4 separate regions of the Homo sapiens genome follow, and all the other regions are linked to region 2. The links are chromatin contacts, found by Hi-C in ENCODE. All regions are on one chromosome and are shown on one strand. The core of a region is the stretch at or near the end of the contact, and the rest is flanking DNA. Distances in the headings are between cores, read along the strand shown. Region 1 holds the start of CARD19 (caspase recruitment domain family member 19). Region 2 holds the start of CKS2 (CDC28 protein kinase regulatory subunit 2). Region 3 holds the start of BICD2 (BICD cargo adaptor 2). Region 4 holds the start of NOL8 (nucleolar protein 8).

What was found. Hi-C counts contacts between places; a loop is a spot of excess contacts on that map. Pooled maps may share reads with other maps.
Region 1: a map of gastrocnemius medialis shows a loop between it and region 2 (6-fold over the local background). The contact joins the promoter of CARD19 here to the promoter of CKS2 in region 2. A Hi-C loop is called at or near these places in 1 of 168 maps with a recorded cell type or tissue (gastrocnemius medialis), 7 of 37 single-sample maps with no recorded cell type and 11 of 50 pooled maps.
Region 3: a loop to region 2 is called in a map of B cell, with 11 times the contacts of the local background. The contact joins the promoter of BICD2 here to the promoter of CKS2 in region 2. A Hi-C loop is called at or near these places in 5 of 168 maps with a recorded cell type or tissue (B cell, CD4-positive, alpha-beta memory T cell, CD8-positive, alpha-beta T cell and 2 more), 2 of 37 single-sample maps with no recorded cell type and 14 of 50 pooled maps.
Region 4: a map of B cell shows a loop between it and region 2 (10-fold over the local background). The contact joins the promoter of NOL8 here to the promoter of CKS2 in region 2. A Hi-C loop is called at or near these places in 2 of 168 maps with a recorded cell type or tissue (B cell and naive thymus-derived CD4-positive, alpha-beta T cell) and 8 of 50 pooled maps.

Annotation. Positions count from the first base shown.
Region 1 is chr9:93,094,934-93,097,633 of GRCh38, forward strand. CARD19 (caspase recruitment domain family member 19) reads left to right here and starts at 1,284. Exons shown (of 6, transcript NM_032310.5): 1 at 1,284-1,419. The coding sequence starts at 1,413. LOC101927993 (a long non-coding RNA gene) reads right to left here and starts at 577. Exons shown (of 4, transcript NR_188444.1): 1 at 435-577; 2 at 1-81. RefSeq lists an enhancer at 272-321 and silencers at 432-741, 762-1,511, 1,532-1,641.
Region 2 is chr9:89,309,935-89,312,655 of GRCh38, forward strand. CKS2 (CDC28 protein kinase regulatory subunit 2) reads left to right here and starts at 1,261. Exons shown (of 3, transcript NM_001827.3): 1 at 1,261-1,417. The coding sequence starts at 1,359. MIR3153 (microRNA 3153) reads left to right here and starts at 2,291; the gene lies at 2,291-2,372. It overlaps LOC105376136 (a long non-coding RNA gene), which reads right to left and starts at 868. Exons shown (of 3, transcript XR_930101.4): 1 at 1-868. RefSeq lists a silencer at 567-796 and enhancers at 807-1,096, 1,767-1,816.
Region 3 is chr9:92,763,562-92,766,329 of GRCh38, forward strand. It overlaps BICD2 (BICD cargo adaptor 2), which reads right to left and starts at 1,272. Exons shown (of 7, transcript NM_001003800.2): 1 at 944-1,272. The coding sequence starts at 1,183. RefSeq lists a silencer at 1,223-1,962.
Region 4 is chr9:92,324,021-92,326,720 of GRCh38, forward strand. It overlaps NOL8 (nucleolar protein 8), which reads right to left and starts at 1,330. Exons shown (of 17, transcript NM_017948.6): 1 at 1,286-1,330; 2 at 3-189. The coding sequence starts at 141. It overlaps CENPP (centromere protein P), which reads left to right and starts at 1,933. Exons shown (of 8, transcript NM_001012267.3): 1 at 1,933-2,085. The coding sequence starts at 1,979. RefSeq lists enhancers at 612-1,500, 1,279-1,398, 1,429-1,538.

The DNA.
Region 1 (2,700 bases), core at 34-2,533, 3.8 Mb after region 2:
TCCTGGCTGGGGCCCAGTGCATTCACATCATGTGGGGCTAGGAGCTTCTTGTGGCGGGCTCCGGAGCTGGAAATGCCAGGCCTACGAGAGGGAAAGCAGGAAGGAAAGCGGGAGGGAAGTGGAGTTGGCCCAAGGTCACTCATTTTACAGTCCAGGAAACTGAGGCTCAGGCAGGTTAAGTGACCTCTCTAGTTCGGGTCACACTGTCAAGCTAGTGTCTTCTTTTGAAGGTGGGGGACTGGGGTCCCCCAAGAAGGTGTCCCCCCCCCACCCCGCCGAGCGAGGTCACACCGTTGAGTCCTTCTCCCCTGGATTTGGGAAAGCATCACTGGGCACTGCCTCCTTTGGCTGGTCCCTGTGGCGTACTGGACGCCCACCGGCCTTTTGCCCCAGGCCTGGCCCTGTACTCCCCAGGGCCTGACTTTCTGTATGACGTTGGATCAGTCACGTCCCCTCTCAGTTTCAGTTTTCTCATCCAAGGGGTGGGGCGCGAGGCCGGGAGCGGGGAGGTGGACTGAGCCGGCCGGCGGGCCACCTGGATCCCGACTCCGCCACTCAACGCGGCAGGGCCCGGAAGGGCGGGCCCAAGACGGGCAGGGCTCCGGGCAGGAGCGGGCGCCTCCAGGGAGGCGCGCGGCGGTCGTAGCTGAGGCCGCCTTGAGGGCGGGACTTGGACGCGGGCAGGGCTCGAGTGAGAGGCGGGGTTAAAGGCCGCTGCGACGGCGTTATAGACGCCGGCGGGACCGGGGCCCAGCGAGGGGAGGGACTCTGGGCCCCTCGCGGCGTCTTAACTGACGCTGGGAGGGGCGGGAGTCCGGTGGCGCCCGCCCACGCCCGCAGTCGCCCGCCCACGCCCGCAGTCGCATGGCAGAGCAGGAAGGGGCGGGGCTCAGGGCCCCTGGAGGCGCGGAGGCCGACGACGGAGGGGGGCGGGGCTCGAGTAAGGGGCGGGGCCCGGTGGGGGGTTCCTTGAGGCTCGGAAGCCGTCGTCGGAGGGGGCGGGGTTCAGGTGCAGGGCGGGGCTCAGAACTCCGGGAGAGGCGGAAGCCGACGCCGGAGGGGGCGGGGCTCGAGTGAGGGGCAAGGCTCCAGGATCCTCGCAGCGGCCTATCCCAGGACGGCAAGGGGGCGGGACTCGAGTGAGAGGGGCGGAGTTTAGAGCCCTGGGGGAGCCGTAGCGGGCGCGGAAGGGGCGGGGCCTAACGGTAGGGGGCGGGGCTCGTCAAAGGGCGGGGTTTAGAGTCCCCGAGGCTACACAGCCAAAGCCGGGGGGCTGGCCTAGCCAAAAGGGGCGGGCGAGCACGGCCCGCGGGCGGCGTTCGCTGGAGCTGGTGGACCGGGCGGCTGACCGAGGGGCGGACGCGCGGCGGGGCAGACCGCTGGGGACTGCGGGCGGCGCTGTGTCCGTCGCCATGACAGGTGGGCACGGGGTCGGCTGGGCGGCAGGGATGCGGGCGCCCTGGATGGGTGGCCCGGCCCGGGGGTCCGGCTGCCTTGCGAGTCGCCTGCAGGCCGCGCCTGGGCAGCGGGGGCCGAGTGACCTTGGCCCGTCAGCTGTCGGTGGTGCGCGAGTGCACCCCCGCGAAGTGGTGGGTGTCCCGGGGCTTCTACCCGGCGGGGCCGTGCCAGCCGAGGCGGTGCCGGGCATGATGGGTGGTGGCCAGGTGCGGGGCCCGAAGAGGGCGGGGGCTACAAGGCAGCTCCAGGGTGGGGCTGCACAGCCGCGGTCTGGGCTCAGCCACTGCCAATGTGTGTGTGTCCCGTGGTGGGGAATTTGGTCTGAAAGAGTAGGAGGTGGTAGAAATGACACCGGAGAGAATTCACAGCGGTCCTGCTGTGATTCTGGCCACGGAAACAACGCTCCATCCTTACAACCACCCCAGCGAGGTCGCGGGACAGGCGATGCGTTCCTCGGCGGCATGTGATTCCTGTGGGACTCTTGGAGTCTCCCAGACTCCTTCGGTGGTCCACGACGCTCTTGCCCCTGTTTAGTTCTAAGAGAATCGGGGACAGCGACTGGACCCCCCAAGGTTGTTGTGCTCCACGCTAGTGGCCCCAGCCCAGCCTTCCTCCCCAGGGCCTCTCTGGTCTGGGGACCTGCCCACCATCCTCCTGATCCCAAACAGGGTGACTCTGCCCTGTGGACCTTCCCCTGTTGGAGAAGCCCCATGAGGGTGATGGGCTGGTAAGGGACCCCATGGCAGCCCGGCCAGGGAGTATGGGGGTTCCCAGAAGCTACACTTCATTCTTACTGTTCTGTTTCATGGAGCAGAATTGGCTCAGGGGCTCAGGGTAGCCCCAGAAGTCCCTAGTCCTCTCTCGGTGCTCGCTCTCTTGAGTCTCAGCCTAGGTCCTGCCCACAAATAGGATCTCATGGGCTGGAAACTGATGACTTCCAGGACACCAGGCCAGAAGAGACTTCCAGCCTAGGCCACAAGAGACCCCAGCTGCCACCTGCTCCCCTTTGTCCTCCCTTCTAACTCTTCTTATTTGTGGCTCTCATTTCTGAGCACTTACTGTGCATTGGACCCTGTGTTGGGTGATTCCTGTTTGAAAATGATCAGATGGGGACACCTGGAATATCTCGTCTGTGTACAGATGGGGAAACAAAGTCTTAAATTGTGCCCTGCCCAGGCTGGGATTCCGTAATTCCCTTAGTGAGTTCATCAGAATGCGTGGGACACAACTCAGAGCTGTGTT
Region 2 (2,721 bases), core at 11-2,510:
TAGTCACAGCCACCCTGAACCCACTAGCCTGTACTGCGCTGGAGCATTTCGCATAAAATGAAATTAACATAAAAATGACACGTGCTCGTTGTGGAAAAAATACCAAAAAGATCACTTTTAATTCTGTCATCTAAAAATAACCACCAGTTACATTTATAAATTTCTTCCAGTAACTTTTTTATATGAACATGTTTTTAAACTTGGGTCAATATTAAAAGACCAGAAGTTGTTAAACATCATTTTAAATCCCCTTATCCAGGAATTAGCATTGTTATTCTTGGCCGCAGCAGAATATTATTTTATTCCCTCAAGCTTTCCATGGCTTGGGTCTGCCCTGGTTTTGAACATTAGGTTAGGCTACAGAAAGCATTCTGGGTCTCTGGCCCATTTGTTTCTTTCTTTGTGGAGACGGGGTCTGGCTCTGTTGCTCAGGCCTGTCTGGAACTCCTGGGCTCAAGCGACACTCCACCTCGGCCTCCCGAGTGGCTGGGACCACTGGCGCCCGCCGCCACCGCGCCGGCTCCGGGCCTCTCTCTACGCGTGGCTCCGCAGGCTCCATTCTCCACACAGTCGTCTAGGGGGGCGCCAGGAGCCCCGCGACGGGCCAGGCCGGAAGCTCAGCAAGTGCACCAGGCGGCGAAACGGCCGGCTGCGCAGGGCAGCCCCGGACACAGCCACGCCGCGGCCGCCCGGCGCTCCCCCGACCCAGCCGACCACGAAGCCGCCCTCCCCCTCACACCGCAGAACCTTTCTGCCTTTTACTACTTTTCAAAGTGGACCTAGGCTCCTGGCTCGAGCCTGAGGGGATACAAGGGATCACGAGGAGCGCCATCACCGTGCAAGGTCGACAGCTTCCGCTCAAAGCCCTGTGGCCCACGCTTCCGGCCTCGACCGACTACGTCATCACCAAACCCCGTGATACCTCACTCCACCTTCAGGTCCTCCGTCCCAACGGTTCCGTGTCCTGGAACTTTCCACGTTCCTGCGCACGCGCTCTGCGGCCCTTAACGTCCCGACTTCGCCCTCCTCTGGCCACGCCCCTGCCCGTTAAGGGCCCTGCCACCCCCGTGACGTACCTATCTTCCCTCGGGCAACCTCGCAACAGATCTCTGATTGGCTGACCCAGGAAGCGGACTTTGCGAGGCGGCGGCGACGATAGGCTGGCAGCCGGCCGACTTCCGCAGAAGGTGATTGGTCGGCGCTGCTGTCCAATCGGCGGCGGGCTGTCGGATTCAAATCCGGATCGTTGGGACTGCGGTCGTTAGTCTCCGGCGAGTTGTTGCCTGGGCTGGACGTGGTTTTGTCTGCTGCGCCCGCTCTTCGCGCTCTCGTTTCATTTTCTGCAGCGCGCCAGCAGGATGGCCCACAAGCAGATCTACTACTCGGACAAGTACTTCGACGAACACTACGAGTACCGGTGGGCGCCTTTCTTAGACCCCGAGCCGGCTCCCTCAGCCGGGGCCCCCGCGGGCGGGGCGACCCAGGCATAGTAGGGTCGGGGGTGGGGGCCGGGGCCTGGGGGGCGGAGCCCGGGGCCGGAGGGCGAGGGCCGGGGTTTGGGGTCGCGGCCACCTGGCGCCCCGCGCAGTCGGACATGGTTGGGTGCCTGGCCGCGCCGGGCCGGTTGGGCCTTTGTTCGGTGTGCGCGGAGGGTGAGGGAAGAGTGCCCACCGGGCCGCATTTAGTACCTGGGTAGGAACCGGCGCAACTTGGGGGTCATGGGGTCCTCGGCGACGCGGAGTGACCATCCCGTCACTTTTTTCTCGGCCGTGGCCGAAGTAATTAGGCCGTTCAGTAGCTGGTCTCAGTTCCAGTTCTTTGAACCAGTCCAGGAAAACCCACCTGGTGCCGTCCTTTTTCCTTTAGCAACCGTGACACACTTTCCCTGTCGCTGACGGGGTGATGCAGCTTTTACTAGTTTGTGGTTTAGAATGGTCAAATGGTCATTTTCATCTGTTAACACAGAGGAACACTTTTCTTTTTCTTGTTTTTGAAGTGAGTGGTATAAGAATAAGCTTTGGAGGCGACCCCCCGAAAAATGAGCTTGATGGGGATTCGAAAATGTTTACTGGGTATGGTGATTTGGGCCATTATAGGTTAGCCGCAGTCATACAATTGAGGGTATTATTAAAGGAGTTTCATTTTAAGGCCGATTAAGAACTTGAGTGGACTTTGGGCATCATTTTCTGCTAGTATACACTGGCCAAATTTTGGGCTTTGAGAAACTTTTGCGTTTGAGTCCTGAAGCACCGTACTAGAACATGGTGGCTGTAATCGATCAGTAAAATTAGACAAATTTTAAATGTCCCTGTCCCCTTCCCCCCAATTAAAGTAGATTGGGGGAAAGCGAGTAGGGACATTTAAAATTTGTTGTCCTTACTGTATGCGGGACACTTCATTTAGGGCGTGGCTTCAGAAAACAGTCAACCCCTTTTTCTTAACTAGGTAGCGACTAGAACGCTGCGTTCTGGGATACTACCAAGATTTAGGGGAGATAAAGCCCATGCCATCGTTGGCCAAATTGTGACCTTGTTTTCTGTCTGCTGCCTTTGTAGGTTAGATTTCTCCGAATGCTATTTAAGGAAGAAAGAACAAAACAGTGGGTGGTTTCTCTTTTTCTCCCCCTCCCTAGTAGCATGGAAGTCTGTTTTCACATGAGGACTACTGAATATTTCTATGGGTAGTAGTAATTGCACCCTTTTGTATTCCTAGCTAGAAAAA
Region 3 (2,768 bases), core at 22-2,521, 3.5 Mb after region 2:
TGGTGTATCCTCCCAGAAAGCAATTCCTGCAAACAACGCTATGGAGTCAGGGAACGGGAGAAGAGAAGCTGGGGAAGGACTGTCCAAGACTCCCGCTGCCCTGCCGCCTGGAGACCCTCGACCAGCCTGGTGGTCTAACCTACTCTCCCCCCAGTGGGAATGACACAGACCACTGAGGTCTCCGTCCAAGAGGAACACAGCAAGCCACAGCGAGGGGAAGGGCCCGAGAAGCGGGGCTGGACAGGAAGTGGGCCAGGGAAGTCATGCTAGCTGGTGGGAGCGCAATCCCGGCCATGAGGACACAGCGCTGGGCCTGGGGCAAGGGTACTGGGGGACCCATGCCAGGGGCAACCTCCACGTGCAACCCCGAGCCCCTACTCACTTAGGCCGCTGTCCACGACCTTTCCCCACCTCGGAGGCACTCATGAAAGAAGCAGAAACGCTCCGAAAGTAGCTGCGCCCAGAGAGGGGAAGTGCTTTCTCTGAAGGTGACAGAGCCGCAGCCACCCAGACCCAGGCCCACCCTCGGCCTCTCCCAGCGGGTCACCAGCATCCGTGGCCTCAGCTCCCGGCTCAGCCACTGCCCTCCCAACCCCACCCCACACTCAGACACACCCGGAACAGCGACCACCGCAAAGCATCAGCCCTTACGAAGCCCCGCCCCGCCGGGGCCGCCCAGGTCCGCACAGAAGCAGGCGGGCAGCTGCAGGAGGCGACAAGGCGCCCGGACCCCTGCATTAGCGGCGTCTGCAACGGCCGCGGCACCGGCCTGCTAGCCAAGGCCGGGCCCACTCCCACATACTGCCCGTGCCCCCTCCGCCCCGGCGGCCCACCCCTGCCGGCCCCCGCTTGGCAAGCTGACCTTGGCCGCCCTGGTGCCAGGGACGACGCCCACAGGCCCCGGCGCCGGGCGGGGGTCGCAGGGCAGGGCGGCTCGGCTCACCTCCTTGAGCTGCTCCATCTCGCTGCGGATAGCCTCATAGTCCACCTCGAGCTCCTCGAACTGCAGCTTGAGCTGGTGCTTCTCCTCGAGCACCGCCAGCCCGTACTCGGCCGCCTGGATCTTCTCACGCGTGGTCTCGGCCAGCTCGTGGGACAGCCGCTTCACCTCGGCGCGCAGCCACTCCGGCTGCGCCTCCATCACCAGCCGCGCGTACTCCTCCTCCTCCGACGGCGCCGACATGGTGGCCGAGGGCTGAGCCGGCTCCCACTGAGGCTCTCGCAGGCCGGGCCCTCCTCAGCCGCCGCCGCTGCCGCCGCCGCCGCCGCCCTGCCCCGACGGCCGCCCGCCCGCCCGCGCCGCCGCACGGCTCCTCCCCTCCGGCGCGCGGGGCCCGCTGGGGGCTGGAGTCCTGCCTGCGCTCCGACCACAAGGTCCATCATGCCCGGCGCCCGCCCGGCCCCCGGCTATGATTGGCCCATGCTCTGTGAGGGGCGGGCCCTCGGGCGCAGCCACTGACGCCAATGTGGCCCAGGGGGCTGTGGGGACAGTAGTCCCGCTAGCGCACCGACTACAAAACCCGTCCAGCCCCGCGCCCACCCGTCCCCGTCCGTGATTGGCCTGCGCCGCCAGCGTCGAGCCGGATGTACCGGCGCCTTGCAGTCCCCTGGACGGCGGTCGAGTGGGCGCGGCCCCGCGGCCTTCCCCACACTCAGAGCCGGGGACACTGCTCGGTCGCCGGGCCTCGCGCTCCCCTGTGCCTCTGGCAGCCGGCGGCCACGCGGGGTGGCAAGACGGCTGCCGGGAGAACCCCCAGGGGGAGGCGGGTGCGGGGCGGCAGGACTGGGCTCCCGACCGTGGGACGAACAACGCGGACAGAGCCCGGGAGGCCACGAGCTAGAAGCGCATCCGAGAGCGCGGGTGAACGGCTGCTGCTGGAAACCCGTGGACGGTGTGACGCATGCTCTGTGCAGACGTCTGGGGGCGGGAGGAGGACGGGCCAGCAGGGGGCGCCCAGGGGCCAGCGGGAACCTCAGCACCGCCCCTCAGTCCTTCAAGGTCTATTTCTTGGGAATAAAGACATTTCCATTAATACAGGGTCATAAACGTGGTAAATATAATTGTTGTCTCCGCATCTATTTTTAGGCCTGACTTAAGTTGTTTGAAAGCCAGTCGTACCCTTCGCCTTGGCGTAGGTAACACTTCTCCGTATATGGTGGTGTGTGAGATAACTCGTTTATTCTTTATCTCATTGACCTAAAGCGCAACACACCCCACAGCCGCTGACCGCCATAGCACCTAATGGCCAGTATCAGTGCAGATGAGTTCACCCTTCCCTCGTATTTTCTTTAGCCAGTCCACAGGCCCCAAGGGAAATCCTAAAGGATGATTTCCATGGACCCTAGCACAGCCATAGTCCCTTCCTTCCCACCGTCTCTCACTGCCCCTCTCCATCTGCTTGTCCGCCTCTCTTAGGCATCCCTAACCTCTCCGGAACCTAAGAATAATAAATTCCTTCTGTTTTGTACCTTTTAATTTTACTTTCTCATTGTATCTCACCTGAACCCCACACCCATTCGGTTCTCCTAGAGAGTGGCTATCTTGGCTTATGGTCACTCTCCCTCAAGACCAAATTAGAAAGAAGCCATGACAGCAGAAATCACAGCACACAGGGTACTGACACTATCTAATGCACAGTCCACACTCTAATTGCACGAGGGCCCAACACCATACTGGAGAGTTTCAGTATTGTTTTTGTGGTCCAGGATCCAGTTGCATTCAGTCGTCAGGTTTCCTGAGTCTCCTTTGATTGACCTTTCTGAGGAGT
Region 4 (2,700 bases), core at 80-2,579, 3.0 Mb after region 2:
ACCTTGGTCATCTTTCCGTGTGATGATCTCCACATCCGAAACTTCTCCAAATCTGCTGAACTGATTTTGTAGGTCTGCCTCAGAAATGTCCTGGCTAAGGCCACCCACATAAAGGCGCTTCGTTTCTCTGTTCACTTTCATGAAGGCTGGGCATATACTTGGGTGTGTTTCAGTGGGAAAAGTAATTTTCTGTATACAGAGAAGAGTTCTTTCCCTTAGTTCTTCTAAAATCTAACAAAACAACTACTTCCTCTGAACCTTCTGTATCAAATCCGTCTCCTGGATCTGTATTTCACTTCCTATTGTATTACTTCCAAATTTTAGTCTTCGAGGTTTTGCCCAAGCCCTACATCCACATCTTTCATGAATGCACTTTGGAACAGCAACCCCATACCCATATAGACACAGGTACAGACAGAGTTTTTTTCCTCCAAATGGCCATAATATTACACTCTATCCCTCTTAATTTTATGTATTCATGTTTTTAGATGTTTTTCCTTGACTCACTCATACATTCATTTACTGTCTTTAACAAAGTCTGACAGAAACAGGATGTAACGCACTAAAAGATAAAAAGAGCTAGCCTACCTCTTCCTAATTGTCTCCACCCCCAACCTACCCACCCCAGCCTTCTTCCTCCTAGAAGACCCAAAGAAGTGAATAGAGAGGCTAGGAGCTCCTTATAGTCACAAAAGAATAAAACAAATGGCACAATATTATGTCACAATAAAAGTGCTGCAAAGTGGGGTTCAGACACAAAGATCAAGGGATATAGCGAATACAGACTTGTGTTTTTGCTATGTGCCTGCATTGTACAAAGTAGTTTGCATGTTTCCCATTTTTCAGGAGAGCAGAAGAGGTTAAGTCACTTCCTCAATGCCATACCGAAAATTAGTGAATCCAGGATTATAATGCAGGTCTACCTTCAGAACTTGGAATTCTTAACACTATACTATGAAGGTTGCTGTATCACAGGGGACTCAGGAAAACTTTTCCAGAGGTACTAGGGCCCATCATAGTATCTCTCATTTCGTTTAGCACCCGGCAGGCGCTCAGCTCTCGCCCTTCCCTTCCCCAAGAGCTGACAGACTCTTTCCAGAAGAGACTCCCAACCAGCGTCCACCACATGGCGTGTATTCTGGGCAGAACTTCGGCCTACCTCTTCCCGATAGTCTCCGCCCCCAGCCTACCCACGGCAGCCTTCTTTCTCTGAGAAGACCCAAAGAAGTGAAGAGAGACTAGGAAACGGCCCTGTGACTTCTCATGCCCGAAACCCACTCCTCACCACGTCGTTCACCTAAAGCCAGCGCCGCTGCAGCCCCTAACTTCTGGTCACGTGTCCCAACGGAGCATCCTCTCTTCCTTCCTACTCGATTTCCAACCCAGCCTCCTAAGGTTCCGTTACCACAATTCAGTTCCCAAGAGCTTTTAATTTCCTTTTCCGTCCTCCCACCTTCCCTGACGCCTCCGTCACCTCCCCCTCAACGACTGCAAAAGAGCCTAAACCAAAATCCCCTAGTTTCTATTGAACACTATCGCTGTGTGTACCAATTCCTGGACTAGGTCGGCGTAAGAGAGGAAGTAGGTGAAAAAAATAAAGAGGCGCTCCCCTCCACGTGATCCCAGCCCTGCCTCTTTAGTGAGGCACGCGGCCGGGCGGCTCCAAGGCTGCCGGCTAGGGTGAGCAGCGGAGCGCTTGGGCTTGGAGTAGCAAAGAACGCGCTCTCCAGAGAAAGTATAGCCACTGCTTAGACAGCCAGGGAAACGTGTGCGGGGAAGTGGAGGACTCAGGCTCTCGTGCGAGAGCGGAGTTGGACGTGCAGGGCCGCTGGGGTCACGCGGAGCTCTCCCGCCTCCCCTCCGCGTGAGCTCTGGGATGGTCCGCGCCGGGAGCGCGCGCGAGGCTTGAAGCGCGGGTGAAGCGCGCAGGTCGGAGTGACAGCTGCGCTGCCGGCCCGGCTGCGGTCAGCAACGCGCCATGGACGCAGAGCTGGCAGAGGTGCGCGCCTTGCAAGCTGAGATCGCGGCCCTGCGGCGAGCGTGTGAGGACCCACCGGCGCCCTGGGAAGAGAAGTCCCGAGTCCAGTACGTGACCACCCCAAGTCCCCCAGGGCCCGCTGGCCAGGGTTCCCGGGCCAGGCGGGTGAATCTCCACAGACATCCTCGGTCTCCTACTCCCAGCCCTAGAAAGTGGGCATGAACTGGCATTGATCCTGTCATGACGATGGCCTAGAGTTGGGAGCAGCGCGTACGGCGCCCAGCTGTAAACGCATTGCAGGGTATTAACTCGTTTAATCGCAGTCGTCTGTGTGGATGACTGACAAGGAGGAAGTCTTGACTATATCCCTAGCTAGATAATTCCGCCTCCAGTATGCAGAAGTATCTCTAGTTGGGATTTAATAACTCCGTTTGGTTTCATGGCATTTGTTTTGGTAGGTCAGCTAACCATCTCAACTGATAATGACTTTGTGTTTACGATGACATAAAAATTCCTTTGAAAAATAACTTCGGTAAAAAACTAAGTTGATAAAAGAAAAGTAGTTAATATAGACTGCAGGAGAATTTGACATTCCTCTGAGGTAGGTGCTACTGTTAGCCCTGTTTTATAGTTGAAGAAACTGAGGCTCAGAGAAGTTAGGTAGCTTGTCCAAGGTTCCAGAGAAAGGAATTGTCAGAGATGGATTGGGACCCAAAAATTTT